Regions from separate parts of the Homo sapiens genome. Here region 1 is linked to region 2. Evidence: read pairs that join two places in POLR2A ChIA-PET (ENCODE). Cell type or tissue: CD4-positive, alpha-beta T cell. All regions are shown on one strand. Links, peaks and the distances in the headings refer to the core of each region. The heading gives the core; the rest is flanking DNA.

Region 1 (16,173 bases), core at 5,086-9,085, 70 kb before region 2:
TCAAACGATTCTCCTGTCTCAGCCTCCCCAGTAGCTGGGATTTACAGGTGCCCGCTACCACGCCTGGCTACTTTTGTATTTTTAGTAGAGACAGGGAGTTCAGACTGGTCTCGAACTCCCGTTCTCAGGTGATCTGCCCACCTCAGCCTCCCAAAGTGTTGGGATTACAGGTGTGAGCCACCGTGCCTGGCCTAAGCCTCACTGTTCTTTTCATCTTTCCTGCTGAGACAGGAGATTGAGGATGTGGACATTTTGTTGAGGAAAGAAATAGGACAGACAACTCAATGAAGTCTCAGAGAGCCATTCTAAGAACCCATGTTCTATTTCCAGAACCCACGTCAGGCCATTACTGGGGGGTCTGATGGGGTTATGAGAGAAATGCCCAGGGAGGGAGACTGGAGAAGGTTCAGGGACCAAGTTCTGGCTTCTGCCCTTAGAGGAGCCGGACCTGCAGAGAGAGAGTGGGAAAGTGGAGAACCATCAGCTCACTTTCCCTCACGCCATGGCAAAAGCATCTCCATCAGGCAGGACTGGCTTCACAGGCAGGCAGCCTGGGCAGCCCTGCGGGGCCCCACACTTAGAATGGCCTCCGCCTGCTATCTTGCTCTGCTGTCAGGGTCTTGAAATTCTGAATGGTCTTGAACATCATGCACTGCACCTGGCAAAATAGCCGGTCCTGATCAGGTCTCAAGGCAGCCCTGGACTTTGGAAGGCAGCACTGACGCCCCACTGAGGAAAGGAATGGCTGCTGAGGACTGAGAACTAGAGCTGAGACTCCCAGGCAGCCCCTTTGGAAAACAGTTTGGCATTTCCCCAAAATGTTAAATGTGGAATTATGTGATTCAGAAAATCACATACAAAATTGTCTCGTGTCCCTTTTAAACATATAGAATGTAACTATTGGAAAGAGAGAGAAAAAGGGCCTGGCTTGGTGGCTCACTTCTGTAATCCCAGCACTTTGGGAGGCTGAGGTGGGCAGATCACTTGAGGTCAAGAGTTCAAGACCAAGCTGGCTAACATGGTGAAACCCTGCCTTTACCAAAAAAAAAAAAAAAAAAATTAGCCGGGCGTGGTGGCGCACACCTGTAGTCCCAACAGGCTGAGGAAGCAGCTTCACTTGTACCCAGGAGGTGCAGGTTGCAGTGAGCCAAGATTGCCTCCACTCCAGCTCGAGCTACAGAGTGAGACTCTGTCTCAAAAAAGAAAAAAAAAAGAGAGAAAGAAGTTTTGGAAACATTATTTGCCCTTAGCCATGTTGTGGGTTTATTTCCTACACTGAGTCATATTATGTGTCTTCCAACATGTCTGGAGCAGTTGCTACTCCCTGTACACCAGGTCCAGTGACTATAATGTCATCAATATAATGGACCAGTGTGTCGTCCTGAGGGTGAAAAGGTTCTCAAAGGACCTGGGAACTAGATCATGAGCTGGGCGGCAGAGTTGAGGCAGCCTTGAGATAGGGTGGTGAAGGTGTATCTAGCTGAAAGCAAACTGTTCCTGATGGTCTTTACTCACAGGTATAGAGAAACATTCACCAGATGGGTAACTGGGCAGCCAAGGGGATAATCGGATCGGGTGTGCCACACTTCGCCTGCCCCGCTTGCTTTTGGTTGCTTGCTCTTTGTTATTTTTTCCCCCATGAAGCTGAAGGCCACGATAGCTGAAGGCTATGCTATTGAACACTGTAACTCAACTTTTACGTGCTACCTTATAGATAACATTTATAAGTCACCATAACAACCACTTATTTTTCAGGAACTTGGGGCAGATCCTGTCCAGTTCAAACCAGTTGAGACTGCCAACCCTTCAACTGGGCCTGTACACATGCCCAAGAGGTGGCCTTTTGACATCAGAGGGCCAAAAACTCCACCCTCAGATCATGTTAACGCCACCATTTTCTGCACATATGTCATATGAACCCCAATTATGACTGCATTTTTCCCCACTGCCAATCACCTTTCCCCATGCCTCAGACCACCCTACTTCTCTAACCTATAAATCTCTCTAAGCCTCATCTTTGGGGAGGTGAATTTGAGAGCCATTCTCCCATCTCCTCACTGGACAGCCTTGTGAATAATTCTTCTCTCTTTTGCAAAACCCATGTCACAGTGATTGATTTACTGTGTGAGAACAGAACAAACCTGGGCCTGGCTCAGTAACAACTGCAAACCAGTTGTCAGACGTATCGTTTGCTCAGCACTGAAACCACATGTGGAAACAGCACCTGCACTTGGAATCACTAGTTAATTAAGTTTACAATTAATCCAATTGTCATTCTCCAAGATCCATCTGTCTTCTGCACAGGCTGAGTAGGTGAGCTAAGTGGAGATGTGTTCCCGTCTTTGATGGTGGCACTAATCTCAACAATCTCTCCAGGAATGTGGTATTAGTTTGCTTTAATATTTTTGTGAATGAGGCAGCTCTAGTGGCTTCTACTTGGCCTTTTCTACCAGAATTACTTTTACTGTATGGATCAGGGAACTAGTGTGGGATTCTGCCCATTGTTGACTATGTCTATTCTAATTACGCATTCTAGAACCAGGGAAATAACCATAGGATGGGTTCAGGAATCTACTAGATCTACTGTGAGATGAATCTGAGCCAAAAAGCCCATTGATCACCTGACCTCCATACACTCTTACTCTGAGGAACCATGGTGGCATTTTGAGTCTCCTGTAATTACTGCTAGTTCAGAACTAGAGGCTGGTTATCCCAGAAAAGTCTAATTATTTGCCCTTCCCAATGCACAATCACTCTGATAAATGGCCTTGGGTGCCTTTGGGGAGGCCTAGGAAGATAAAAAGTATAAATTATTGTCAGTGCAGCAGGGTCCTACTTCAAAGGGACCTGGCCTATCCTTTATTCAAGAAGCTGTGGGTTTGTGAACTAGATCAAGACTTGGAATTGACTGAGTGATTGTAACTCTGTGTTGGTAATTTAGGTCAGACTTTATTCACCAGATCTGGAGCTTTCCTACTTACTCGGATCAAGTAAAACTTTAGTAGGCAGCCCATCCATTTCAGTTCTCAGGACACTATGATCAGCAGGCAGACATCACAGATCTCTGTGGGTCAGACCATTCAGGATCCTGCTTTGGCTGCACTGTCCATGGCAGTCACCACACCAATTGTGTTTTTGGTGACTAAGTGTTACCATATGGTCCCTGCCTCCTCAGGATTCCATCAGCCCCACTGCACTTCAGGGAGCATTTCCCACTGTAATGTGGCCTGTATAGAATATCTGGCACTCTCTACATGAATTTATTTCTCATAATGAAGTGTCCTCTGGACCCTCCCTGGGTGGGTGAGCAGGTATTTACATGATAAATACTCAAGCATTTTTATCTCCTTAAGCATTTACATATCTTCCTCTACAGTATACCAACGAAGTTCTCGCATTTCAACTCATTCAGTGCAGGTTATGTTTGCATTCGTGTTTTTTTTTTCTTTTGGAGATGAGTTCTCACTATATTGCCCAAGCCAGTCTCAAACTCCTGGCCTCAAGCAATCCTCCCACCTCAGCCTCCCAAGCTGGGATTACAGTGAGTCCATATCTCAACAACTCAAAGCAAATGAAGACAGCCATTCTCAGCTTCTCAAGTTAAAACAATGAACCACAAATCTCTGCTTAATTATCCCATATCGAATAATTCAGCTTGATCTGACTTTATATTCCTTCCACGATGATCCTGCACCCTTGTTACCGCAAAAGGTTCCCAATCCAGACCCCAAGAGAGGGTTCTTGGATCTCGCACAAGAAAGAATTCAGGGCGAGTCCGTAAAGAGAAAGCAAGTTTATTAAGTAAAGGAATAAAAGAATGGCTACTCCATAGACAGAGCAGCCCCGAGGGCTGCTGGTTGTCTATTTTATGGTTTCTTGATGATATGCTAAACAAGGGGTGGATTATTCATGCCTCCCCTCTCCAGGCCATATAGGGTAACTTCCTGATGTTGCCATGGCAACTGTAAACTGTCATGGCACTGGTGGGAGGGTAGCAGTGAGGATGACCAGAGGTCATTCTCATCACCGTCTTGGTTTTGGTGGGTTTTAGCTGGCTTCTTTACTGCAACCTGCTTTATCAGCAAGGTCTTTGTGGCCTGGATCTTGTGCCAATCTCCTATCTCATCCCGTGACTTAGAATGCCTTAACCGTCTGGGAATGCAGCCCAGTAGGTCTCAGCCTCATTTTGTTACAGGAAAGGGGTCCCGATCCAGACTCTTAAGAGAGTTCTTGGATCTCGTGCAAGAAAGGATTCAGGGCAAGTCCGCAGTGCAAAGCAAAAACAAGTTTATTAAGAAAGTAAAGTGGTGAAAGGACAGCTACTCCATAGAGTAGGATGGAGTAACCTCTAACCTGAGGTCAGTCAAGTGTCCTTGCCTTTTATTAAGAGGGGCCTCTAACTCACTCTGTCTTAGGAGAAACTCCAACTCCCCTAAGTTGGGCCTCTAACCCAATCCCATTTGTTACTCGGGTACCCCATCACTTACCCAAAGTCGTCCAATCAGTGCTGCAGTCTATTTCTTTGGGGTTGGGGGGATTTCTTCAGTATCATCCTTTCTGTGGTTTGCCAGAAATATGTTACAGGACCCCAACACTTACGCAAAGGTAGCCGTTGGGTCAACGTTTCTGCACTATAGTCCCTTCTGTGGTCACCAGAAATATGTTACAGGAAAGGGGTCCCAATTCAATCCTAGAGGGTAGGAATGCCTAACTTTCTGAGAATGCAGGCCAGTAAGTCTCAGCCTCATTTTCCCAGCCCTCACTCAAAATGGAGTCGCTCTGGTTCAAATACCTCTGACACTTTTACCCAGCCCCTATTCAACATGGAGTTGCTCTCGTTCCAATGCTTCTGACGCTATCTCTACAGATTCCCCAGGTTTCTATAAAAATTGGCAAAATTATGCAATTTGGAGAGTACTGTATCTCCTCAGTCACATTTTGCACTTCACTTTTTTTTTTTTTTAATTGAGACAAAGTTTCACTCTGTCGCCCAGGCTGGAGTGCAGTTGTGCGATCTCGGCTCACTGCAACTTCCACCTCCTGGGTTCAAGTGATTCTCCTGCCTCAGCCTCCCCAGTAGCTAGGATTACAGGCACACACCACCACACCCGGCTAATTTTTGTATTTTTAATAGAGATGGGGTTTCACCATATTGGCCAGGCTGGCTGGTCTCAATCTCCTGATCTCGTGATCTGCCCGCCTCAGCCTCCCGAGTAGCTGGGACTACAGGCGCCCGCTGCCACGCCCGGTTAATTTTTTGTATTTTTACTAGAGACGGGGTTTCACCGCGTTAGCCAGCATGGTCTCGATCTCTTGACCTCGTGATCTGCCCGCCTCAGCCTCCCAAAGTGCTGGGATTACAGGTGTGAGCCACCGTGCCTGGCCAAAAAAATAATTTTTTTAAAAGGACTCCAGGCAATGATAGACTGGATTAAGAAAATGTGGCACACATACACCATGGAATACTATGCAGCCATAAAAAATGATGAGTTCATGTCCTTTGTAGGGACATGGATGAAGGTGGAAATAATCATTCTCAGTAAACTATCGCAAGAACAAAAAACCAAACACCGCATATTCTCACTCATAGGTGGGAATTGAACAATGAGAAAACATGGACACAGGAAGGGGAACATCACACTCTGGGGACTGTTGTGGGGTGGGGGGAGGGGGGGAGGGATAGCATTGGGAGATATACCTAATGCTAGATGATGAGTTAGTGGGTGCAGCGCACCAGCATGGCACATGTATACATATGTAACTAACCTGCACATTGTGCACATGTACCCTAAAAGTATAAAAAAAAAAAAAACAAGGACTCCAGGCATGGTGGCTCACACCTGTAATCCCAGCACTTTGGCAAGCTGAGGCAGGTGGGTCACTTGAGGTCAGGAGTTCAAGACCAGCTTGGGCAACATGGCCAAACCTTGTCTCTACAAAAATACAAAAATTAGCTGGGTGTGGTGGTGCACGCTTGTAGTCCCAGCTAGTCAGGAGGCTGAGGCTGGAGAATCGCTTGAGCCTGGGAAAGTGGAGGTTGCAGTGAGCTGAGATCGTGCCACTGCACTCCAGCCTGGGTGACAGGGTGAGACCTTGTCTCAAAAAAAAAAAAAAAAAAAAAGCAAAACGCAAAAAGCAGTGGTGACCATAGGTCATGAGCAACGTCAGCGGACTTTTGGAAGACATATACCTCAGGGAAGGCCATTACATGTTCTTCAGGCAAAAGGTGGTTAACTAACACTCAAAGTCTCATTGTGACCCTCCCTTCTGCTCCCTGCCCCAGCATTAGTAGCTGGGACCTCTCCACAGAAGCACAGATCCAAAGGCCACAGGGCCCCTCCCTGAGCACAGACACTATGTCAGCCCAGCAGTCCACTCCTCCACCATAGGTCTGAGTTCAGCTCCACAAGGTCCCTCTTCCAATCTCCCACCTTTCAACAATTCTAGCCACGTCTCTTTGTTCCTGCTTTGCACTTTGCTCCACATGAGGTGGGATCAATAAACTACCATCACTCAAAACTGGTTCGGATGTTGAAACTGATGACACTGCAGACACCAAGAGGTTATGAAAAAGTTTACTACTCACATGAGGCCTTCTAGGGAAAGCAAAGCGGGCACCCACGCCAGTCTGTTGGGCTTCAGTGAAAGGACGAACAAGTGGCTCTGGTTTTTGTTGTGGTTATGAGAGCTCAGTGCATTTGACAGTCAGGGTTTGCACAGTTTGAACTTCCCCTCTGACGCAAAGAGGAAGTGGCTGGGCTTTCTTATCAGCTTGTCCAGATCCAGGCAAACTGAGGGGGAGAGCTTGAATGCTATTAGCAGACAAACGTCAAACATGGGGAGACTCTATTCTAGCTCCCCCAGTCCTGGGGTGGCAGCTGCTTAGCAGTTGCTACCTCCAAGACACCTTGGCATTTTCTTCTTGCCTTTTTAGCTACTTAAATATAGTACACTTCTTTATAAGGTCTTTGCTAAAATAACTGGTGTGGTTTCTGGCAACTAAAACCTGGCTGATATAAAATCTCCTTGCTGTTCTTAGCAGGGTTAACATTAACTTTAAAAGGTGTGGTAGCTGGCATACAAGTATTTACTCTCCTTTTCCTCATCTAATAAAGTAGAATGAAAAACATCTCCATCTTCTGGATCCCATTTCTTCATTAAAATTATGAGTTTACAGCTTCTGGCTTCACTTGTTATTTATTAAGCAAAATTAAGGAGATTTAGGCAAGGAGGAGCTTATAATTTCCTATAAAGTGCATGTCTTGGTGACTGTGCGTCAGTATATAGAGAACATCCTCATTTTTAAAAAAACTGTGGCCTGGTATTTCATCATAGATGTACTAGAGTTACTTAAGCGTTCGTTTACTAATAGCCATTTGTATTGCTCCTGTTACCAGAAAGCGGTCGTGATCCAGTCCCCAAGAGAGAGTTCTTGGACCTTGCTCAAGAAAAGAATTCGGGCGAGTCCACAAAGTGAAAGTAGTTAATATTAAGAAAGTAAAGAAATACAGAATGGCTACTCCATAGGAAGAGTAGCCCCAAGGGCTGCTGGTTGCCTATTTTTATGGTTATTTATTGATTATATGCTAAACAAGGGGTAGATTATTCATAAGTTTCCCGGGAAAGGTGTGAGCAATTACCAGAACTGAGGGTTCCTCTCCTTTTTAGACCATATAGTGTTACTTCCTGATGTTGCCATGGCATTTTTTTTTTTTTTTTTTGAGACAGAGTCTTGCTCTGTCACCCAGGCTGGAGTGCAGTGGCACCATCTTGGCTCACTGCAACCTCCAACTCCCGGGATCTAGAGATTCTCCTGCCTCAGCCTCTCAAGTAGCTGGGATTACAGGCACGTGCCACCATGCCCAGCTAATTTTTGTATTTTTTAGTAGAGACAGGGTTTCACCATGTTGGCCAGGCTGGTCTCAATCTCCTGACCTCATAATCCGCCCGCCTTGGCCTCCCAAAGTGCTGGGATTACAGGCATGAGCCATCGTGCCAGGCCTGCCATGGCGTTTGTAAACTGTCATGGCACTGGTGGGAGTGTCTGTTAGCATGCTAATGCATTATAATTACAGTATAATTACAGCAGTGAGGACAACCAGAGGTCACTTTCATTGCCATCTTGGTTTTGACCGGCTTCTTTACCACATGCTGTTTTATTGGCAAGGTCTTTATGACTGTATCTTGTGCTGACCTCCTATCTCATCCCATGACTTGGAATGCCTAACCTCCTGGGAATGCAGCCCAGTAGGTCTCAGCCTTATTTTACCCAGTTCCCTATTCAAGATGGAGTCACTCTGGTTCAAACGCCTCTGACACTCCCAATTTTTGCAGGTGAGGAAATGGAAGCCTTGAAAGATTAGGTGGCTCACTCTAAGTAACATCATGTACCTGGCAGGGATTTCTATAAAGTCATAAGATGTCAGAGACTATGCTTAAGAAATATTTTTACTTTGAAACACTTTAAGCAAACAGTTAAAAAGTACCCACCACACTACCCTGTAAAAATCTTAACATTGTGATGCCTCTGCATCAATTTTTAGAAAAAAACAAAGAAAACACAACTGAAGGCCCCATGTACCCTCCCCAAATCCATCAGGTCTCCTGCCTTAGGAAGGCAGAATGGTGACTTGCACACATCGTTCCAATACATGATTTTATACTCATTTCATATTATTTGAATCCACAGAAAATAGATTACTGTGCAAAACAATAACACTTTCTATATGTCCACAAGGCTTACATGCTAGACACTATTCTAAGCATTTTACATGCATTACTTCATTGACCACCCCCCCACCCACAATCACCCTGTGAGATTGCCACTACTATCCCATTTTACAGAAAAAGTGAAAAACAAGTTGAAGTAACGTGCCCACAGGTACACAGTATGCTTAACTTTACACTAAGGGTACCTTGTATGTAGCTTCACCAACTTTCTCAGCATAATTTTTCATCTATCTGTGTTGAGACGTAACTCTTTCATATTCACTTTCCAAGGACCAAAAACAACCCATTTATTTATCCATTCTTCTGCTGATGAAATGCAGGCTTTTCCCAATCTTGCTACCTAAACAATACTTCAGTGAAGTCTTAAAATCATTCTCTGTTCACATGGCACTTCTCTAGGATGCATCCAGGAGTAGTTGCTGGGTGGTTAAGTGCACACAACCTTCCAAGATTTTGCAAATTGCCTGGCACAATATTTCTCACAATTTCTACTCATAAAGCAGTGTGAATTATCGTTGTTCCACGCACTTACCCACACTTGGGCTTTCAAAAATGTGCCAGCTTTCTGAGTGTGAGATGGTCTGTATTATTTTACATTTCAGTCAGTCTTGGTCAGCAGGGGTGGGGCAGACCACACTGAACAGGTGACAGAAAGACCTTCAAATACCCACTCCAGCCATCTGGCTCTCCTCAACCCCAACTTCAGTTCCTCCAAGGGAGTGGGGGAAAGGTGGGAAGGGTTGGAAGGAAACTGAATGTTCTCCAGGCCAGGATGAGATGCAAGATGAGACCTGGTGCTCAGGGCAATCAGAAACTGTCAACTGAAGCCAAACAGCTCAGAACCACCCACAGCCGGGTTCCTAACCAGCAGGTGTGTGTTTGTGGGTGGCTTCCAGTCAACATTTCACCCCACAGCCCCTTAAAAAAAACCCAACCCTGACTCAGCCAAACTAAATTCAGCTTCAGATTCCTTAACAGAGGTAATTTTGTGCAAGATATTTTCTGCATGGCAAACAGATAAATAAGCACCCAACCCTGGCTTCCAGAGTGCTTGGTCTGGCTATGGAGATGGGCATAACCAAAAACACAAACATCACCTGACATAGGAACCAAGAGAGGTGGGGCCACGGGTTTAGAGGCACAAGGGTCAGACAAGGTCAGGCCTTGAAGAATGAAGAGCTGAACTGGCAGAGAGAGGGGTGTGGCACTCCAGGTGAAGGGAGGCAGCACAAGGCAGAACACTCTGGGGGGCTGGCATGGGGAAGGGACAGGAAAGCCAAATCCAACATTGATTCTGCCAAAATCTTTAGTAGTTAGCACCAAGTAGTCAGGCTTCTACTTTTTTTCCTTTCAGCTAATCTGAATTCATTAATATTTATATAATTATAGTACTTATAGAACTAAAATTATTTGAAAACTCAGGTTATTGGACAAATAGGTTCAGTATAATCCCAAATATAAACAGCTTACTTCAGGATAAAATAATTTCTGTTCTTTTGGCCGGGCACAGTGGCTCACACCTGTAATCCCAGCATTTTGGGAGGCCGAGGCGGGTGGATCACGACGTCAGGAGATCGAGACCATCCTGGAGATCGAGACCATCCTGGAGATCGAGACCATCCTGGCTAACACAGTGAAACCCCGTCTCTACTAAAAATATAAAAAATAACCCAGGCGTGGTGGCAGGCACTTGTAGTCCCAGCTACTGAGGAGGCTGAGGCAGGAGAATGGTGTGAGCCCAGGAGGCAGAGCTTGCAGTGAGCGGAGATCGCGCCACTGCACTCTAGCCTGGGTAACAGAGTGAGACTCCGTATCAAAAAAAAAAAAAAATTCAGTTTTTCACTTCATTCTTTGCACATTTTAAAATTTGATTAGAATGTTTAGAAATAAGCACATTTCATTCTATAAAAATGACAGGTCAGGCACAGTGGCTCACGCCTGTAATCCCAGCACTTTGGGAGGCAGAGGTGGGTGGATTGCTTGAGCCCAGGAGTTTGAGACCAGCATGAGCAACATGGGAAAAAAAAATAAAAGTTTTGTCTCTACAAAAAAATATAAAAAATTAGCTGGCAGGGTGGCACACACCTGTAGCCCCAGCTACTCGGGAGGCTCAGATGGGACCTGAGCCTGGGAGGTCAAGGCTGCAGTAAGCTGTGATCCTGCCACTGCACTCCACCCTGGGCAACCCTGTCTCAAAAAATAAAAAAGACAGTAAAAATATCCCTATACTGGGGCAGGAACTTTACAAGGTATCCTGTGGCAAAGGGAGCAGAGATGGGGGGAAAGGGGTGCTAAAAGTTTGATTGGAAAGGGACTTTTCCATGGTTACAACACCAACTGACATGGAAGCTGCACCTCTGAGAGGGCCCTGGTCCTAGAGGTCAACCACCTGATGGAGAGCCTTGGTAAACCAAGCCCTCTTTCACCAATCTCAGGAATCAGGTAGCACAGCCAAGCACTCTAACTTCACACATAAGGAAATTGATGCAGAGGTTCATTGACTTGCTCAAGATCAATCCTGCCAAGAAAAGGCACACCATGCCTGGAACCCAGATCTGATGACTCCAAGACCCTTCCTATGACTCTGGCCCCCCTGCCCAGCCACTTCTAGTGCCAGTTTTGGGACAGTGAAGGGACATCTTCAGTGCCATGAACAGCTGCTGCCGTAGGAAGGCAAGAGGATGGCAGAACCAAGATGACCAAACCTTCCTGAGGACAAAGCTGAACAGGCATCAGAACACCAACAGGAGACTTCTGCCCCGCCCCCACCATCCTGTGACACCACCACACAATATCAGAGCCTTCATTTTCACCTGCTCATGGCAATCCAGAGCAGGTAAGATTATTCCATACTCTACTGAAAAAGACATCTTCCAGGTTGGTTTCTTCTCATTTCAAGAAATGACCAGCTCCATGAACGGGCCCCTATAGTCAGGACACTGCTCTACTATTAAAACATTTTATCCTTTCATTCATAATCTGACCTCTTCAATAATCAGAAGCAATGATTACTCACATGCTTTAGCAATATCACTCCTTTGCCTTTAAGTAATTGATTCTTGCTTTTTGCTTCAACACAAGTGGGTGGGCCAGTGAGGGAGCTCCTCCCAGAACAGGCTGCCTTTTCTCCTGAGAGCAGCAGGCACATGCACTTGTTCCTTCGGGTTGAATCTGATTGCTAGCACCAGATCTCATACATGGAGAGGGGTATGTGAAGCTGAGAGGGGCCTGCAGTGTGCAGGGGCTAGAGACATGAACACAACAATGGTAAGCGTTTATATCTGCTGAGGCCGAGGATCCTATAGAAAATTCAGAAACGGAGTGGGGAGGAGTCTGATTTATGGGAACTGGCAGCAAGGCTAACTGCATGAGAAGCCTTTCACCCTTTTACTGAGTCCTTGGATCTGTGGTTAACCCTTATAAAATATAATTCAGATTCAAACCACATCACTCCTCAACTCAAAATTGTCCAAAAGCTCCCTGCCTCCCTCTGAGCCAGCTCAAGCCCCCGTAATGACCCATGATGCTCATATGGCCGGGCCTGTGGCCTCCCTGGCCCCTCTCCTTCCCTTCCAGCTGGCTCCCTGCACTCCATCCCAGGGGCTTCCTTCCTGAGGACACCAGTCAAGACCCAATCTCCTCTGCCTGCAACTCTCCCTAGAGAGCTACCTGCTACCTCCCTGGCTTCCTTCACGTCTTTGCTCACATTTCACCTTCTCAGTTGAGGCCCTCCCTGACCAGACTATCTAAAATCACGACTGATCTCCCAATCCAGCACTCCCTCTGCTCTTCTCTGATTCACTTTGTCCACTACACACATCACCATCCAGAATACTGCGTATCCCATTTGTTTGTCATCTGTAAAGATCCAAGATGGCAGGATTTTCATCTGTTCTGGTCCCTGCTGGGTCTCTGGCAAACACACCAGCGCCTGGTGTATGGGAGTGCTCAGCACATTTCTGTTAAACAGATGGACCGCTGCTGCCTATGCAGGCCTGTGGGATGGGGATGGCAACAGGGTACTGGTAGAGATCCACACGCCAAGCGCTTGAGCCCAGCATCCTGCTCTCCTCCACCTGCCGCTGAGACCACTCTAACCCCCTAGCAGATATCCAAAAGCCAGCCAGGAAGGCTGAAGCCCCAGCCAGAACTCCCCAGGGGGCATTTGGGAAGGCTAGGAGTTCTTGATGCTGCTGCTTTTAAAGTCAACAGAATAGGCATGGCCACAGGCCAAACTTGAAGACAAATCTAGGATCCCACTGGCCCCTTTCCAGCAGCCATAGCCCATGATGCCACAGATATTCTGTCCAACCACAAAGGGCAGTGGTCTCTCTCTTCAGAGTTGTGGAAGGAGACCTGAATAGGGGAGCCGCAGGCTATGGTGCAGAGGCCACTCCTAGGGGCCGGAGTCTCCAGAAGGGCTCCAAAGGACATGGTGCTGCACTTCCCCAGCGTCACATCCTAGCAGGCAGGCTGGGGACTCCCCGAGCTTTCAAATCCTTGGGATTCTGTCACTAGCTTCCAAAACAGAAAGGGCTGGGCCCTTTATCAAAGTTACTCCACAATGCCTATAATTAAGGGTTCTCTAGCAGGGGACTGAGAACCCACCCCCACTGTCACTGTCAGGTCCCAGGCTAATCTCTAATATGGTTTTTCATATGCCGAGCCAGGTTCGAAGACCACCTGAAGGTCTTTCCACACTTGCTGCATTTGAAGGGCCTCTCTCGAGTATGAAATCTCTTGTGGCTAATGAGTTGTGAACTCTTGTTAAAAGTTTTCCCACATATGCTGCATTTGTGGCACTTTTTCCCAATGCTTATGTCCTGGAGTCCAGTGAGCCTGGAGCTCTGGCTGCAAGCTTCTTTGCAGTCTTCGAGGGGCATCTCTTCACTTGGTTTTAGCTTCTGTAATCTCAACTTTGTGTCCTGAGAGGAAGACCGTGCAGGCGGGCTACGTTCAGCCTGTGCTGCTCTGGTGTGTTTCCTCTGGTGACTGGAAAGGGTATGTCTCCCAATGAACTCTTTCCCACACCACTGACATTTGAAAGGTCTCTCTGTAGAGTGGATCCTCTGATGGTTAACAAGGCGATAGTTTCTATCATAAGATTTCCCACATAGATTACATTTATAGCGCTTCTCTCCACTGTGTATTCCCTTATGATCTAAAAGGGTTCTTTTACGTGTAAAGGTTTTCCCACATTCTTGACACCAAAAACGTTTCTCACCAGTGAGGATTTTTGGCTCCACATTTGGAGTCTTTTCACTTTCATGGCAATCATACTGTTTTTGAAGAGAGTGAATCCTCTGATGTCGGTAGAGATTGGAACTCCATCTGAAGGCTTTCCCACACTCCCTGCACTTATATGGCTTCTCTCCAGTGTGAACTCTCTGATGGATGAGGAGGAATGAGTGATTGCGGAAGGCCTTGCCACACTGGCTGCATTTGTAGGGCTCCTCTTTGGAGTGACTGCTCTGAGGAACCTGGAACACTGTGTCCTGACTAAAAGATGGCCCGCCCTCAGGTTTTCTTTTCATGGCATGCTTCTTCTTATGAACAATAAAGGCTGACCTATAGGCAAAGTCCTTCCCACAATCGCTACACTGGTAAGGTTTCTCACCTGTGTGAATTCTCTGGTGGTCAACGAGAGTTTTCTTTCTAGTAAAAGTTTTCCCACACTGCTGACACAGAAATGTTTTCTCCACAGCGGGAGCACCCTGGGGCTGACTGCAGTCAGGAGATTGCCTGAAGCCTTCACGACATTCATCTTGTTTGTAGAATTTTTCCTCCTCATGCAACCTCATATGACGAGTAAAGTTTGATCTCCATCTAAAGGTTTTCCTACATTTGGTACATTTATAGGGCTTCTCCTGGGTGTGAATCCTTTGATGTTCAAGAACATATGACTTACAGTGGAAGGATTTCCTGCACTGGCTGCAGTCAAAGAGTTTCTCCCCACTTTGGTCTCCCAAATGATGATCAAACCCTGAGCTGTAGGTGAGAGCTGCCCTATACTGATTCAATTCAAGAAATTTCTTCTTAGCATGGGTTTCTCGGTGCAGACGGTAGGCTGACAGGCGTCGGAAAGCTTTCTCACATAAATCGCATTTATAAGGCTTCACTCCAGTGTGAATTTTCTCATGCCGCGCACAGTTGGAACTCCACCGGAAGGCTTTCCCACACACCCTACATTTAAATGCTTTCTCTTGAGTGTGAAGTCTCTGATGATACGCAAGATGGGAGCTATGACTGAAAGTCCTTCCACAGTCACTGCACTTAAATGACACTCCCACTGTGTGAAGACTCTGCCCACGTTGGTGATGAGAGCTAAGGCTGAAGTCTTTTCCACACACGTCCTTTTTGTTCCCTTTCAGTCCACTATGAATTCTCTGATGTAGGCTGAAGCCCCCAATCATGTGTCTGAGCCCCTTCCCATATTTCTTGTAGTCATAGTGGTGTGAACTCATTCTGAAGTGTTTGCCACAGCCATGTTTAAGGGATTCCTTTCTTCCAGAAACTCTCAAATATGTAACATGTTTTAAGTCAAGACTATTACTTCCTGATACTTCAGAGTCTTTTCCTGTCCTGTGACTGAAATTGGTCTCTTCTTTCTTAACTCTTACTTGTATGGGATTTTCACATTGATCCTTCTGCCTGCTCTTCTGTTGAAAAGATTCTCTGAGCCCAATTCCCTCAGAAACACTTGTCGCAGGACATCCTGATGACACAGCTAAGGTTTCTGCTTCTTCCAAAGGTTCCTGATTTAAGATGAATTTGTTTGTTTTACTCTGGAGGTCATCTCCTGACAAAAAATATAACACAAGAGAATGTACTCTTTTCCCATACTTGGAACTGCAGAAAGCACCAAAGGGCAATAAAATGTCTGGGTGGTGAGGCTTTTGCCTGACTGCCAATACCTTTATAAAATAGTCAAACATAAGGCAAAACATGGAAGATTATCCCAGATTACAGGGAAGGGAGAAGAAAAGCAAGATGGGCAGGGCAGCTAGAGATATGCAGACGTCACATCCAGCAGGGAAATAAAAAGGATTAAGAAGAAAGTGTTAAACAGCCAGAGTGGGAGAAAAATCATGGCATTATAGAAAGGTACCCAAAAGCCAAGGGGTGGGGCTCCAAGGAGCACTTGGCTGAAAGGGCTGGAGATCAGCCTATTACAAAAAGAAGGACCAAGAAAAGAAAGAACAGGAGTGGGATGAGGGCTCCTAAGAGCAGAAAGGGGTGAGTACAGGAGTTCAGCAGGAGTGCAGGCCAGGAGTGAGGAGGAGCATCAGTGAGTGAAAGACAGGAACAGTGAAGCCCTCCAGCAGGCAAGAACTATTATTGAGAGGGCTGCTGTGAGAAGGGGACAGGAGAATAGACATGGCCGGAAATGAATGACCTCTCGGAGGCCAGCCAGGATGGAAGAGACCCAGTGGCCCAAGCACC
Region 2 (16,173 bases), core at 6,275-10,274:
TGCTTTTGCTGTTCAGGCTCCCAGGCTGCCCTGAGTCAAGGCCCTACTTCCCACAGTCTGGTCTAGCGATCAGTTTCTTCTGGGTTCTCATTCCTTTAAGCCTATGACTCACAGCTCCTTACTTACAATAACTTGAGTGGCTCTCTATTCCTTACAACTAAAAAAACTCTACCTAAACCACCTTATGTCAATCAATAATGAGGTGAAGAGAATGCTGATCATTGTTCAAGCTGAATGCAGAGAAGGTCCTATTCAAGAGGACCCAGGCAGCTCCATACACACTGACTCTTATTCACTCTAGCTTATCTCCGTTTGGAAATTTTCGTAGTAAAAAGTTTAAAAAGAAAAGGAATATAAAAAAGAGAATGGCAGCATGCAGACTCTAAGTGACTAGGAAACAGAATCATTACCCAAAGAAGCCATGCTACGGTCATTTTCCAGCATCATGTTCCAGTGCAGGGCTCTCTGACTGAGTGCGAGACCTTTCCATTTCTTCTGAGTATAGTCCTCAGACAGGTCCTCATACGCCACAGTATCCTGGAATGACAAGCTCCGATTGCTCAGGAACATTCACACCCTGAAGGGCAGAGTCATCAAGGGTACAGAGGGCACAGGGTATGGCCTCTTCGTGGGCAAAAGTATGGGAGAGAGGAGCTGAGATAACACCTCGAAAGTCCAGTGCAAGATAGAGTCCATTACCTCCAGGGGAAGCAATGAGGCAGGAGAGCCACAGGAATAGTCTTAGATGGGGCAGAGTCCTGGGGGTGAGACCTCTAGCCATTCTTGGACCAGACTCATGGGGACTTGGTAAAAACACAAAGAACCAAGCTCACCTGGGGCCTGACCATCCGAAGTACAGTTGCCCCTGCTTGGTCTCCTGAGTTCCCCACTTGAGGAAGGGTAGGAACTGGAGAAGTACATTGAGCTGAGGGAGGAAAGAAAGCTATGAGTGGGACAAGCCCTGCTTCTGGCTCCCATAAGATCTATATTCCCAATAAGTGGATTCAAGAGAACCCAGGCACCTCCACACACACTGACTCTTAACCTCTTCCATAAGGCATTATCCCAAGAGTGGTGTGAATTTTCCCTGGAGGGTACAGTACAAGGTCCCGGATCAAGCTGAGAACTGGGTGTTCCTCCAAGCCCTCACTCTCTTCAACCTTTTTCAAGGAAGCTATTCTGGCCACTCTCTCTCCCATGGCTTCCCTAGCACCAGCCAGCCCTGATTTTCCCCACACAGTTGTGGTTCCTCATGTCTGCTCCTGCCCTCTCATTATGGACACTCCTTGCAACTCAGGCCCCAGTGCTTCCTTGTTTTTTCCGTCAGCAATCTGACCAACTCTCATTGCTTTAATACTGCTCTCACAGTTCTTACTTCTCTCCTAGACCCCTACCACATGCCTCCTGTTGCCTATGGGACATTGCACTTGGGTGTCCTGCAACACCTCAAGTTCAGTGTCTAAAATGCATGTTCTTACTACCTTCCTCTCTGGATTTCCCAAGTTATGTCAATGAATTCACACACTGGCCAAAACATTTTAATTCCTCTCTTTTCTTCAAACACAAGTCCCATGGATACTCCCAAAACTTATCTACAGGTTCAACACAATCCCTATCAGATTCCCAGGGGGCATCTTTTTAGAAGTCGAAAGTTGATCCTAAAATTTATGTGGAAACTCAAGAGAACCATACAGTCACAATTCTTCTTGAAAAAGAGGAATAAAGTTGAAGGACTCAAACTTCTCAATTTCAAAACTTCCTACAGAACAACAGTCTTCAATTTATTGTATTCCTGTCATAAGAATAGACATACAGTTCAATGGATTAGAATTAAGAGTCCAGAAATAAACTATATATCTTTAGTCATTATTTTACAATGGTGCCAAGATCATTCAAAGTGGAAAGAATGATCTTTTCAATGAATGGTGCTGAGACAACTGGATATGCACCTGCAAAATAATGAAGATGGTGCTCTACCTCACTCCATCTATAAAAATAACTTCTAAAAAATCAAAGACCTACATATAAGAACTAAAACTTGCTGGGTGCAGTGGCTCATGCCTGTAATCCCAGCACTCTGGAAGGCCGAGGTGGGTGAATCACCTGTGGTCAGGAATTTGAGACCAGCCTGGCCAACATGGCAAAGCCCCGTCTCTATTAAAAATAGAAAAAATTAGCTGGGCATGGTGGTGGGCTCTTGTAATCCCAGCTACTTGGGAGGCTGAAGCAGGAAAATTGCTTGAATGTGGGAGGCAGAGATTGCAGTGAGCCGAGATCGCGCCATTGAACTCCAGCCTGGGTAAGAAAGCGAGACTCTAAGTCCAAAAAAAAAAAAAAAAAAAAAAAAAAAAAGAACTAAAACTCTAAAACTCTTACAAGAAACCTGTGTAGAAGTCTTTGTGACTTATACCTTTATGACAACGGATTTGTAAACACCAAAATCATATTAAAACAAGGAAAAAATAATAAAAAATAAATAAATTGGACTTTACCAAAAGGAAAACCTCTTGTGCATAAAAGAAAAGAAGAAGAAAGTGAAAAGCCATCCACAGACTGGAAGAAAACACTGGCAAATCATGTATCTGATAAAGACTTGTATCTGGAATATATAAATAATATATTTATATTCTTTAATATATATATATTCTTTATATAGAGAGAATATATATTTATATTCTTTATATATTACAACTCAATAATAAAAAGAAAAAAATAACAAATTTTAAAATAGGGCCAGGGCACAGTGGTTCACGCCTATAATCCCAGCACTTTGGGAGGCTGAGGCAGGCAGATCACCTGAGGTCAGGAGTTTGAGACCAGCCAGGCCAACATGGCGAAACCTCGTCTCTACTAAAAATACAAAAATTAGCTGGGCATGGTGGCAGGCACCTGTAATCCCAGCTACTCAGGAGGCTGAGGCAGTAGAATTATTTGAACCCAGGAGGCAGAGGTTGCAGGGAGCTGAGATTGCGCCACTACACTCCAGCCTGAGTGACAGAATGAGACTCCATCTCAAAAATAAAAATGAAAATGGCCAAAGGGTCTGAATTGACATTTCTCCAAAGAAAATATTAAAATGTCTAATAAGTACACAGGATAGTCATCAGGGAATGCAGATTAACCGAACAATAAGATAGTACTTCACACCCAGTAAGGTGGCTAGAACAAAAATCCGATAATAACAAGCAATCATGGGAGGCCAAGGTGAGTGGATTGCTTGAGTCCAGGAGTTCAAGGCCAGCCTGGGCAACATGGCAAAATCCTCTCTCTACAAAAAATACAAAAAATTAACTGGGCCTGGTGGCATGCACCTGTGGTCCCAGCTACCCAGGAGGCTGATGTGGGAAGATGGCCTGGGCCTGGAAGGTCGAGGCTACAGTAAGCCAAGATCACACCACTGCATTCCAGCCTGGGGGACAGAGCAAGACTCTGTCTCAAAAAAATAAATAAAAAATCAGTGAGAATGTGGAGATATTGAAACTTTATCCACTGCTGGTGGAAATGTAAATTGATGCATACACTTATGAAAACAGTCTGACAGTTCCTCACGAAGTTAAACATACATTTACTAATTGACCTAGCAATTCTACTCCTATATATATATACACCCAAGATAAAAGAAAATAGATGTCCATACAAAAACTCATACACAAATGTTCATAGCAGCATTACACATAATAGTAAAAAGGAAGAAACAATCCAAGTATTCATCCAGCTTTTCATATTTATTGGCATAAAGCTATTTACAGTATTGGTATTCTCTTAAAATTAAATAACTATATCTTCTTTTTGTGCACACTCTTAACAATCCAGGAATAGAGACATCCTTAAACTGACATGCAGAATAGACGAAAGAAATCTCCAACAGACGTGACACTAAATGGTAAAGACATAAAAACCTTTGCAATTAAAAATAGGAACAAACATTGTAATCCTAGACAATGTAATTAGACCAGAAAAAAAAATGCAGAAAATAGACAAGAAAGATGCAAAGCAAATATACGCATGAATGATATGAAACATCACCTAAAAAATTAAACAGAATGAACCAAAAAAACAGAACGTCATAAGACATTCAGGAGATTGAATATATAATCAATATATACTCAATAACTTTCCAACACAATAGCAACCAATCAGAAAATGAATTAAAACAATAGCAACAAAAATATAAAGTACTCAGAAATAAAGCCAATAAAAAATGTACAAGACCTTAGTGGATAAATAGAAAACTCTGCCTAAAGACATAACAGATATAAATACATTTTGTATGGGAAAACACTCCTTCAAGATGTCAGTTTTTTCTAAATTAACATGCAAAGTCAACAAAATCCCAGCCAACTACAATGTAATTTTTCATAGAGCTTGATAAGCATACTCTAAAATTCAAATGAATGAGAAAAATAATAGTTAAGAAAACTTTTTAGATGTGGAAAGTTTTGTTCTACCAGACAATAAGGCTTAATATAAAGCTGTAGTACTTGAAACAGCATATATTACTGAAGAAATATAAATATGCAAACTGTAGATAAAAGGAAAAGTACAGAATCCTGACACAGGCTTATACACATATGTAAGTTTTGTTTTTTTGTTTCTATGGAGACGGAGTCTTGCCGTGTTGCCCAGTCTGGAGTGCAGTGGTGCAATCTCTGCTCACTGCAACCTCCGTCTCCTGGATTCAAGTGATTCTCCAGCCTCAGCCTTCCAAGTAGCTGGGATTACAGGCATGCACCACCATGCCCAGCCAATTTTATAAGTTTGATGCATGACAGAGATAGTGTCACCACAGTGTTACCTAAAAAAAAAAAATGAGGTTCATTCACCTGGCGAGTAACAAACGACTGTTTGTGAGAATGCAAGTTTAGATCAATAGGAGTTTTATTACTTGGTGTAAGTAAGGAGGACACTGGGAGTATTTTCCAAAGCAGCATCTCTCCAAGGGAAAGTAATAGGAGAATTTTATGGAGCAATGGAGAGGCGAGAGGCTACATCATCCCATGTATAGGAGGGGTCCCAGTGGTACAGACGCAGTGAGTCATTATGCCAGCACATAAGTCATGTGTTATGGTAATGAAGCTATAGCTACTCCCCGGGTGGAGACTTTAGCATGGTAATGAGAAAAGTTCACTCAGGTTCATCTATAAGTTGCTGGGGTCTGTCAGGAGCTGGGGTTTTTTTTTGTTTTTGTTTTTGTTTTTTTGAGAGAGAGTCTCACTCTGTCGCCCAGGCTGGAGTGCAGTGGCGCAATCTCGGCTCACTGCAAGCTCTGCCTCCCAGGTTCACACTATTCTCCTGCCTCAGCCTCCTGAGTAGCTGAGACTACAGGCGCCTGCCACCACGCCCGGCTAATTTTTTTGTATTTTTAGTAGAGACAGGGTTTCACCGTGTTAGCAAGGATGGTCTCAATCTCCTGACCTTGTGATCCACCCGCCTCAGCCTCCCAAAGTGCTGGGATTACAGGTGTGAGCCACCACGCCCGGCCTGGGGCTGGTTTTAACTAACTAGGTGACTGCAATCCACACAGGGTTTAGGAAGAAACAGGCTGCAGGGCAGAAGGCTGTAAAACTGGCTGACTGCTCAAGTTGATTAAATTCCTATGATCCCTGGAGGCCCTCTCTGTCTACTTATAGCAGCAAGACCTTCTTTTAAAAAGAGCCCCAGAACCTGTAAAATTAACCTGTGCCAGCAGCTGTGCTTGCTTAGAGAGAAAAAGGCTAAATATCAGTAACCACAAAGGAGAACTTAGCTCAGCAGTGCTACCCAGGCCTGAATCCTTGCTTCATTACCATATTAAAATCTCCACCTAGAAGGGAGAAATACACTTGCTAGGCACATATAGTGCTGGGTACAAAAGAAACAATGAGACTGGCCAGGCGCGGTGGCTCACGTCTGTAATCCCAGCACTTTGGGAGGCCAAGGCGGGTGGATCACCTGAGGTCAGGAGTTCAAGACCCTCCTGACCAACATGGAGAAACCCCGTCTCTATTAAAAATACTAAATTAGCCAGGCATGTGGTACATGCCTGTAATCCCAGCTATTTGGGGGGCTGAGACAGGAGAACTGCTTGAACCTGGGAGGCGGAGGTTGCGGTGAGCCAAGATCAAGCCATTGCACTCCAGCCTGGGCAACAAGAGCAAAACTCCATCGCAAAAGAAAAAAAAAGAAAGAAAGAAAGAAAAAAGAATGAGACTGAGCACACTCCAGTTCTTCCCATAGGGCCCCACCTCTTTCCAGGATCTCTGCCCCACTACATGCCCTAAGAGACCTTAAAAATCCCTCTTCACCACACCCAGAGGAGGGTACTTTGAGCATGAGCTTTTCCTTCTCCATTCCTTCATCAACAAATAAAGTTTCTGCACTGCTTAACGAAACTTGGTCTCATTTTATTGGCATGAACACCACCAGGCAGGTAAAGGACCCACTGAAGTCAAACGACTTCCCTTGAGAGTTGGTAACAGTAGCATTACAAGTCAGTGGGAAAAATTAAACTAGTCAATGAATTGTGTTGGGACAATTGGCTAGGCAAATAAAAATAGTAAGTAAAATCACACAAAAAATAAAGAAACTTAAAAAACAAAGCTAAAAGGCTGGGTGCGGTGGCTCACGCCTGTAATCCCAGCTCTTTGGGAGGCCAAGGTGGGTGGATCACAAGGTCAGGAGTTCAAGACCAACCTAACCAAGATGGTGAAATCCCATCTCTACTTTAAAAAAAAAAAAAGCCAGATGTGGTGGCAGGCGCCTGTAATCTCAGATACTCGGGAGGCTGAGGCAGAGAATTGCTTGAACCCAGGAGGCAGAGGCTGCAGTGATCCAAGATTGTGCCACTGCACTCCAGCCTGGGTGACACAGAGTGAGACTCTGTCTCAAAAAAAAAAAAGAAAAAAACCATAAAGACTCTAAGAACCCTGGTGTAACCAAGAATTTCTTAAGACAACAAAATGAAAAGAGTGAATATATTTGAATACATCAATATGAAAAAAATCTCTGTCCAAAAGAAAAGCAAAAGAAAAAAACACCAAACACAAACCACTAATAGATGTGGAAATGTAATAGCCAACAGGAAGGATAGTTTGAAAGTCCACAGTAAAACTAAAAAGACATATTCCTTACGCTACAGGAATTTAACTTGTAAGAATCTGCCCTGAAAAACACTTGCACGGGTATTCAGACATTTACACAGGTATTTACTAAAATATTCTCTGTAATAACATAATACTGGATTTAACCTACTTGTCCATCAATATGGCTAAATAAAAGTAGCATTTTTATAGGATGAAATACCATACAGCACCTAAAAGGAACATACTAGATCCTTATGCATCACCATGACTGTTCCACTATTCACCAGGTGGCCAGGCTGTGCTGCCAAGATTAAAAGGCCATCCAAGGAAGGGATAGCACATGATTTGAGGTCGCTGAGGACAGATACCAACCACATCAGGCCCCAAGAGGTACAGCGTATACTTACAGCAAAAGGAGAAACAGGGAACAAGATCCAGCCTCCTGCAATGCAAAGAGCCCCCACACCCAGCAGATCCACTCCACAGCTATAGGGCTGGTGTGATGCACACACCCCACTTAGTAAGGAAGAAAGATCTCAATCCACCCTCCCCACTCCTATGGGGTGTGAAATACAGAAGGCTGAGAGAATGAATGAAGGCCACTGACTTAAGAGATTAAACACAACAAAGGAGTACACATGAAGCCTGAAACACTGAAAGACACAAGGCATTAAATGCAGCAGCACAGGCTGTGAGGGCTCTAACTCTGCAAGGAAATGTTCCAGGCTCAAGGTCACTCTTACATTCTTAACTTGGCAATGGGCTATTTAAAAAAAAAAAAAAGACATTAAAAACTGTCAATTCTTCTTGTCTCCCAGTTTAGATATTCCTTCTTTCATTAATTTAACAAACACCTTCTAGGAGCACCTACTATTTCCCATACACTAAGGTAACAGCAGTTAATAAAGCAAACAGAAAGCACTGCCCTGGCAAGGGGCTTATGGGAAGATAACCAATAAACAAATACATGCTATGTTAGACGGCGACAGGTGCCAGGAAGTGAAATAAGACAAGAAAAAGGGAGAAGTCTATGCCAGATGTTTTCAATGTCAGGAGACCTGGAGACTAAGATTTCCGGACGGTGGCTACTTTCACTTTTCTTCCACTTATCTAATTGTCTCTAATAAGTACGCTTTATTCGCATAATTGGGTGAAAAGATAAAGCCAGAAGAAACCGGGAATTTTCCAGATTCTCTGCCCCAGACGCCCGGGGGGCGAAGAGGTATGCCCTCGGCGCGGCCGGGCGGGATCCACGGCCAGACCCCCGCCCCGGGTGCAGCCTCCAGGCCCGGCCTCACCTGCCACTCTCGCACGCACAGCCGCCCCCGCTCCGCACCCCGCGCCCCGCCGGGCCGCTCACCGACTCCGCCGCCGAGAGACAATCATCCAAACGCCGCCACCGCAGCCGACCGCCCCGCGCCTACCTCCCAGCTTCCCCAGTTGCGCACGCGCGTCGCCTCCCCGGGCCCTCTGCGGCCTCTCTAGGAAACTGGGAGGGCCAACATCTCTGCTTCTCCCTGGGCCCAGGGCCGCTGGCGGCGGGCGGCGGGCGGCGGGCGGCGGGCGGCGGGCGGCGGGCGGCGGGGCTTGTCCAGCATCCTTCGCCTCCTTCCGCGGACACTTGTCTTCCACGCTCTGATGCCCAGGCGCGCTCCAGAACTCTATCGGCTTTGGCGTATTATCCTACATCCCTCCCATCGGTTCTGCACGGCTGCCCTGGAGGCCTCTTTTCCTTCAGGGAAGAAAGGGATCCAAAGCTAGCGGTGAAAATAGAGCCAGCGGCCTGGCGCGGTGGCTCACGCCTGTAATCCCAGAACTTTGGGAAGCCGAGGTGGGCGGATCACGAGGTCAGGAGATCGGTGGCTAACACGGTGAAACCCCGTGTCTACTAAAAATAAAAAAAAAGTAGCTGGGTGTGGTGGCGCGGCGCCTGTAATCGCAGCTACTTCGGCGGCTGAGGCAGGAGAATCGTTTGAACCTGGGAGGCGGAGGTTGCAGTGAGCCGAGATCGTGCCACTGCACTCCAGCCTGGGAGACAGAGCCAGACTCCGTCTCAAAAAACAAACAAACAAAAAAATAGGGCCAGCACATCCCCAAACATAAAACCCTTGAATGGAGAAATTCCCAAACAAGGCAATAAGCCCAGCACTGGCCGTGAGAGTTTATTATCCCCTTTTAAGTAAATGCTACAAGCCCTAGGCGCACTTTTGCAACTGTTCAAGGGTCATCAGGCTGCACATGACTGACCAAGACACTCAGTTGCCCACTTTGGATGGAGCTACAGCTTTGTGGGAAAAACAGATAATAGAAATTACACAAATACATCAATGTCAAGTGGTTACGAACACTGTTGAAATGTAACAGAGTTATTTAATTGACAGCGACTGATGATAATGCTTGTATTTTTTCTGGTACTTTTCTGTATACTTCCGGTAGCTCATAACACACTGGCTGCCATGCATTGATTTGAGTTGCCCAAGGAAATAGAGTCAGTAACTGGAATAGCCACTGAATCCAAATCTTTTGGTCTTTTCACTACTGTGCTTCATAAAAGCTCTCCCGTCCCACGTCCCTGTAGAGGGAGAGTTGGGGATAGCATGGCTCCTAGCTGAGATCCCAGAAGCTAGGGGTAGAAGGTTGTGGGCAGGATAGTGAGGAGGGCAAGATTCCAAGGAAAACTAAAATCCCTGCCCAGGAACGGTTACCACCTGGGAAAGCAGGAATGACCCAACGCATCAAGGCCCAGAGTGTACTCAAAGAACAACAGGTTAGGATGAGGGTCAAAACTCAGACCAGAAAGAGCATTAGCTGAGCTTGGTGGTGCACGCCTGTAGTCCTAGCTACTGTGGAGGCAGAGGCGGAAGGATCGCTTGGGCCGGGGAGGTCGAGGCTGCAGTGAGCTATGATTGGGGCAGTGTACTCCAGCTTGGGCGACAGAGCGAGACCCAAGGAAGGAAGGGAGGAAGGGAGGGAGGGAAGTGAGAAAGAGAGAAAAGGAATGAAAGAGAGAAGGAAGAAAGAGAGAGAACGAGAAAGAGCAGGCTGCTTCTTGGGCTACAACCTGGAGAGGCTGTGTAACATTATGAGTTGGAGAAGCAGGTACAAAATAGTAAAAACTTCTATAAAGTAGACTAACAGCATGTGGCAGAACAGTGGGTTTTTAAAGGTGGGAACAAGAGAACCAAACAATAGCAAAAATAGATTGATTAACATCAGGTTACTTTTCTTTTAAGGATTAAAGCAGAGGGGGCCTTCCTTATGCTGACTGGGGTTAACTGGGCCCTTTCTGAATGGTTGCTATGAATCTCCTGTTTGCAGGAAAAACTGGTCTGTTAGGGGATTCACATACTTCTATAAAATTTCAGTTTGATTATGTGGCATTTAGCATTAGGAATTCCTTCATTTATTTATTTATTTATTTTGAGACGGAGCCTCCCTCTGTCACCCAGGCTGGAGGGCAGTGGTGTGATCTCGGCTCACTGCAACCTCCGCCTCCCCTCCTGGGTTCAAGTGATTCTCCTGCCTCAGCCACCCAGTAATTGGGACCACAGACACAGGCCACCATCCCCAGCTAATTTTTGCATTTTTAGTAGAGCCAGGATTTGTCATGTCTGCCAGGCTGATCTCGAACTCCTGACCTCAGGTGATCTGCCCACCTCGGCCTCCCACAAGTGCTAGGATTACAGGTGTGAGCCACAGCGCCCAGCCTTATTTATAATTATTTATTTATTTATTTATTTTGAGATGGAGTCTCACTCTGTCACCCAGGCTGTAGTGCAGTGGCGCGATCTTGGCTCACTGCAGCCTCCGCCTCCCGGGTTCAAGCGATTCTCCTGCCTCAGCCTCCTGAGTAGCAGGGATTACAGGCATGTGCCACCATGCCTGGCTAATTTTTGTATTTTTAGTAGAGATGGGGTTTCACCATCTTGACCAGGCTTGTGTTGAACTCCTGACCTCAGGTGATCCGCCTGCCTCTGCCTCCCGAAGTGCTGGGATTACAAGATGAGCCACTGTGCCCGGCTTATTTATTTATTTTTGAGACAAAGTCTGGCTCTATCGCCCAGGCAGGAGTGCAGTGAGTGGTAGGATCTCAGCTCACTGCAACCTCCACCTGCTGGGCTCAGGCCATCATCCCACCTCAGCCTCCTGAGTAGCTGGGACTACAGGCGCACACCACCACACCCGGATAAGTTTTTTTTTTTTTTTTTTGGTAGAGATGGGGTTTTGCCATGTTGCCCAGGCTGGTCTTGAACTCTTGACCTCAGGTGATCCACCTGCCTAGGACTCCCAAAGTGCTGGGATTACAGGAGTGAGCCATGGCGCCCAGCCACTGGTTGTTAATCTTTTAAATATCATCCCTGAGAAGAAAAGAGACCTAGGTAACAGAACTGAAACAGTTCTGTCTGTGAACTGGAAGGAAGTCGTTGAGGAGGTCAATTTCTTTCCCTTCCTGCAGCCCCTCCTCATAGGTAGAAGGAGACAAGGTGGAAAAACAGCTCCTTTAGCCCCTCCCCCAATCACCCAATTAACCCTTTAGTTGCTGGACCATATGAACGATTCAGGATTGGCCTTGCTGTCAGAAAGATGAGGTGGATTGACAAGGTGGGGACAGCTGGTGTCAGAGGGCCATGGGGTTAAGGGCCTCTTTTATTCTCAACAAGCCTATGTCATTGTTCTCTGAGTGGGTTGGAGATGAATGGGTTGCTTGCTAAAAGGAGAGCTGGATGTGTCCTGTGCTTATGATCTCCCACATGGCCTGGCTCTGGTTACCTTAATGTCAAGACCAGCAGAAAATAGTTTGTCTTGTATGGCCTGGCCGCTAGGATGTTAGTGGAGGAAGTGGGTGCAGAGAAGCAGGGAGATACAGAAACCATAGTTGTTCTGTTGGGGTGTTAGAGTGTAACAAGTTGGATGCAGACTTATAAAAGGCAAGATGAAAGCACTAGGGGAGTTGTTAGTAGGAAGATGTGTACCATTGAGTATCCAGTTGACACTTTATGTATAGTCATCAATCAGCGGACGGTGGCAGAGAACAGTTAAATACAGAGTCAGAATGCCTCAACTGTTCCTTCCAAATCAGGAGACAGACTGCAGACAATAGACAGAAATCAAATGGCTGGGTAGTCACAGGGGTGAGGCATCTCCCTGCTGAACACCATGACTGGTGTAAACGAGGGACTCCTGTGAAGTGTGCGCATAGTATCTGCTGCCATCATGTGAAGGATATGGGTCAGTGATGAGGTCTGGGGCAACCCATCTGAGGTTTGTCTGGGATCTGGAGGAAATGTTACAATTCATCAGGCCTTCCAGCCTTGGCCATGACCAACATGCAGGTTTCGTGACTGGCAAACATGGGTGTAATTCCTGACATGAGGAGTAGTGAGTGCATAAAGACTGACATTAGGATCCTCCCAAGAAGGAAGGTTGTAAATTCAGGTGGAATGGTGGTCTGGATGGAGTACCGGGGCTAACGTGACCTTTATAACCCATGGAGGAATGACATTGTGTTTTTCAAATACAGTTGACCCTTGAACAACATGGATTTGAATGGCCTGGGTCAACTTATACATGAATTTTCTTCTGCCTCTGCCACCTCTGAGACAGCAAGACCAGCCCCTACTCTTTATCTTCCTCCTCAACCTACTCAATGTGAAGACAGTGAGGATGAAGGCTTATATGATGATCCACTTCCCCTTAATAAATAGTAAATATATTTTCTCTTCCTTATGACTTTTTTTTTTTTAAGACAGGATCTTGCTCTGTCACCCAGGCTAGAGTGCAGTGGCGCAATCATAGTTCACTTCAGCCTCACCTTCCCTAGCTCAAGCAATCCTTCCATCTCAGCCTTTGGAGTAGCCAGGGCCGCAAGTGTACACCACCACACATGCCTAATTTGCAAAATTTTTGTAGGAATGGGATCTCTTCATATTGCCCAGGCTGCTCTCGAACTCCTGGGCTCAAGTCATCCTCCCACCTTGGCCTCCCAAAGTGCTGGGATTACAGGTGTGAGAAGATTTTTTTTTTTAATTGAGATAGGATCTCACTCTGTTGCTGAGGCTGTGGCATGATCACAGCTCACTGCAGCCTCAAACTCCTGGGCTCAAGGGTTCCTCTTGTCTCAACCTCCCAAGTAGCTAGGACCACAGGTGCATGCCACCATGCCCAGCTAATTTTTTTAAAAATTTTTTGTAGAGATGGAGTCTCACTATGTTGCCAAGGCTGGTCTTGAACTCCAGTCCTCATACAATCCTGCCTGGGCCTCTCAAAGTGCTGGGATTACAGGAATGAGCCACTACACCTGCCCAGTTTTCTCATTAACATTTTCTTTTCATAATTTACTGTATTGTAAGAATACTGTCTATAATACATGTTACATACAAAATATGTGTTAATTAACAGTTTATGTTATCTCTAAGGCTTCTGGTCAACAGTAGATGATTAGTAGTTAAATTTGGGGGGAGGCAAAAGTTATATGCAGATTTTCTACTTCATGGTGGGTCAGTATTCCTAACCCCTAAGTTATTCAAGGGTCAACTATATGTCCACAATTTTTTGCTACTTCTCCCTTCAAGAGATGGAGCTGGACTTAGTGACTTGCTTCTAACAAATAGAATAAGGCAGAAGTGATGATGGCTCACTTCCAAGACTAGGTTATAAAATGTCTATGGCTTCCTTTGTCCTCTGTTTCTGAGATCACTCACATTAAAGGGTGCTAGCTGCCATGCCTTGAGAACACTTAAGCAGCATCATGGAAGGCCCACGTGGCAAGAGACTGAGGACTCCTGCCAAGTGCTAGCGAATAACTCAGGCCCCTCTTCAACGGTCACATTAGTGAACCATCTTGGAAGTGGCTCCTCCAGAGCCAGTTGAGCCTTAAGATGATGACAGCCCCGGTCAACATCACAGCTAAAATCTCAGGACAGACTTTGAGCAAGAACAAATCAGCTAAGCTACTCCTGAATGTCTGACCCACAGAAACGGTGATACAGGCAGTGTTTGTTGTTTAAGCCACAAGTTTGGGGATAATCTGTTATATAGCAACACATAGATAATGACTATACAAAGTTTTTAAAAATCTCTTAAATTTCCCACACTATCCTTCATCTGCAGTTCCTCACTCCCTCTCTGAAATGGTACTTGGAAATTTTGAAATAATCCTACGCATTAGTTAGGACTCTCTTCATCATACGTAAGAGCCACAGATCAAACTACTTGGAGCAAAAGAGGAAGTATCTTACATAAACACTTGAGCAGCAGGGGTGCAGCTGGATCTTAGAAATCCCTGAAACCAGAGACTAGAAAGTTGGTTAGAACACATCTAATAGCTTTGCCTTTAGTTCTAATTCAAAAGAATCTCAGGAAAAGGCTTTGGTTGGTCAATTGAGGTTGCATGCCCATTTCTATTTTTTTTTTTTTTTTTTTGAGATGGAGTCTCGCTCTGTCGCCCAGGCCGGAGTGCAGTGGCGCGATCTTGGCTCACTGCAAGCTCTGCCTCCCAGGTTCACACCATTCTCCTGCCTCAGCCTCCTGAGTAGCTGGGACTACAGGCGCCCGCCACCACGCCCGGCTAATTTTTTGTATTTTTAGTAGAGACGGGGTTTCACCGTGTTAGCCAGGATGGTCTCAATCTCCTGACCTCATGATCCGCCCGCCTCGGCCTCCCAAAGTGCTGGGATTACAGGCGTGAGCCACCGTGCCCAGCTGGTTGCATGCCCATTTCTAAACCAATCAACAGTTGTGGGCAGGACTTCTGTTTCAAGTAATTTTGCATATTAGATGACCTGAAAACTCTCCTGCACAGAGATGTAGAGATTTAAAATACGAAAGTTTCAATAGAATCCAGAGGTTCACACACACAAAAAGAAAATATGAAAGAGTCTAAGAGACATAGAGGAAGAAATTATAAGGTTTCGCCTACAGCTATTAGGAGTTCCAGAAAAGAAAAAAATTAACCACATGTATTCAAAGATAGAATAGCTGTTAATTTTCCAAAATTATTGAAAAACCAAAATCCTTAGATTCAGAAAGCCCAGTAAATCCTAAACAGGATAAATAAATATAAATCTGCACCTAGACACACTGTAGTGAAATTGCAAGATATCAAAGTTTTTTCTCATGCATCCTGTCCAGGCCTGATAAGTCTCTTTTGGTTAAAGTTTCTTTTGTCAACATTCCTCTTAGATTGACAGGGACCAGAAACAGGCACCTATCCCCAGTTATAGTTTGATAATTAGGCTACTTGCTTCATTGTTCCATTCCTCCCCCAACAGACATAGCGGTCCATACTCCTGAAGTGGGGGTCACAGCAAAGTATCATTTCAACACTGGCAGCCATTAACAAATACACACATCACCGATGTTCCCAGCATAAGCGTGCTGCTGGTTCTGCTGAAGGTACTGCTTGTAACATAAATATAATATAAAAAAGCAAATGCTTTTTGTTTTGTTTTGAGACAGAGTCTTGCTCTGTCGCCAGGCTGGAGTGCAGTGGTGTGATCTTGGCTCACTGAAACCTCCACCTCGCAGGTTCAAGCGATTCTCCTGCCTCAGCCTCCCGAGTAGCTGAGACTACAGGCACATGCCACCACGCCCAGCTAATTTTTGTATTTTTAGTAGAGACAGGGTTTCACCATGTTGGCCAGGATGGTCTTGATCTCTTGCCCTTGTGATCTGCCCACCTCGGCCTCCCAAAGTGCTGGGATTACAGGCGTGAGCCACCACGCCAGGCAAGCAAATTCTTTTTTTTTTTTTTTTTTTTGAGAAGGAGTTTCACTCTTGTTGCCCAGGCTGGAGTGCAATGGCACGATCTCGGCTCACTGCAGCTGCCTCCTGGGTTCAAGTGATTCTCCTGCCTCAGTCTCCCAAGTAGCTGGGATTACAGGCACTCGCCACCACACCTGGCTAATTTTTTGTATTTTTAGTAGAGACGGGGTTTCTCCATGTTGGTCAGGCTGGTCTTGAACTCCCGACCTCAGGTGATCCACCCACATCGGCCTCCCAAAGTGCTGAGATTACAGGCGTGAGCCACCGCACCCAGCTGCAAATGCTTTTTAAAATGCTGCTTTGATTCAGTTTGAGATCCTGGCTAGAAGCTGATCAGTTCCTCTTTTTG

Evidence for each region. Peaks named below come from ENCODE experiments on the same cell type or tissue, not always from the same donor. Only the 100,000 strongest peaks of a DNase experiment are listed, where the experiment ranks them.
Region 1: POLR2A ChIA-PET joins it to region 2 with 22 read pairs; 9 of 35 experiments call an interaction of 5 or more read pairs at or near these places.

Annotation. Positions count from the first base shown.
Region 1 is chr3:44,433,211-44,449,383 of GRCh38, forward strand. ZNF445 (zinc finger protein 445) reads right to left here. Exons shown (of 8, transcript NM_181489.6): 8 at 1-15,529. The coding sequence ends at 13,365. It also overlaps the pseudogene C3orf86P. Among named protein-coding and RNA genes, the nearest start is that of LINC01988, 13 kb to the left of the region's middle. RefSeq lists a silencer at 8,184-8,390. In CD4-positive, alpha-beta T cell, for the core only: no CTCF peak of the experiment used is centred there; DNase peaks (open chromatin) are centred at 6,721 and 7,381; H3K4me3 peaks cover 412 bases; H3K27ac peaks cover 1,968 bases.
Region 2 is chr3:44,502,132-44,518,304 of GRCh38, forward strand. It overlaps ZNF852 (zinc finger protein 852), which reads right to left and starts at 8,486. Exons shown (of 4, transcript NM_001423469.1): 1 at 8,422-8,486; 2 at 834-925; 3 at 411-537. The coding sequence starts at 848. RefSeq lists enhancers at 7,869-8,645, 8,646-9,422, 8,881-8,940, 15,971-16,120 and silencers at 8,251-8,410, 8,421-8,480, 8,611-8,660. In CD4-positive, alpha-beta T cell, for the core only: no CTCF peak of the experiment used is centred there; DNase peaks (open chromatin) are centred at 8,100, 8,510 and 8,970; H3K4me3 peaks cover 2,079 bases; H3K27ac peaks cover 1,172 bases.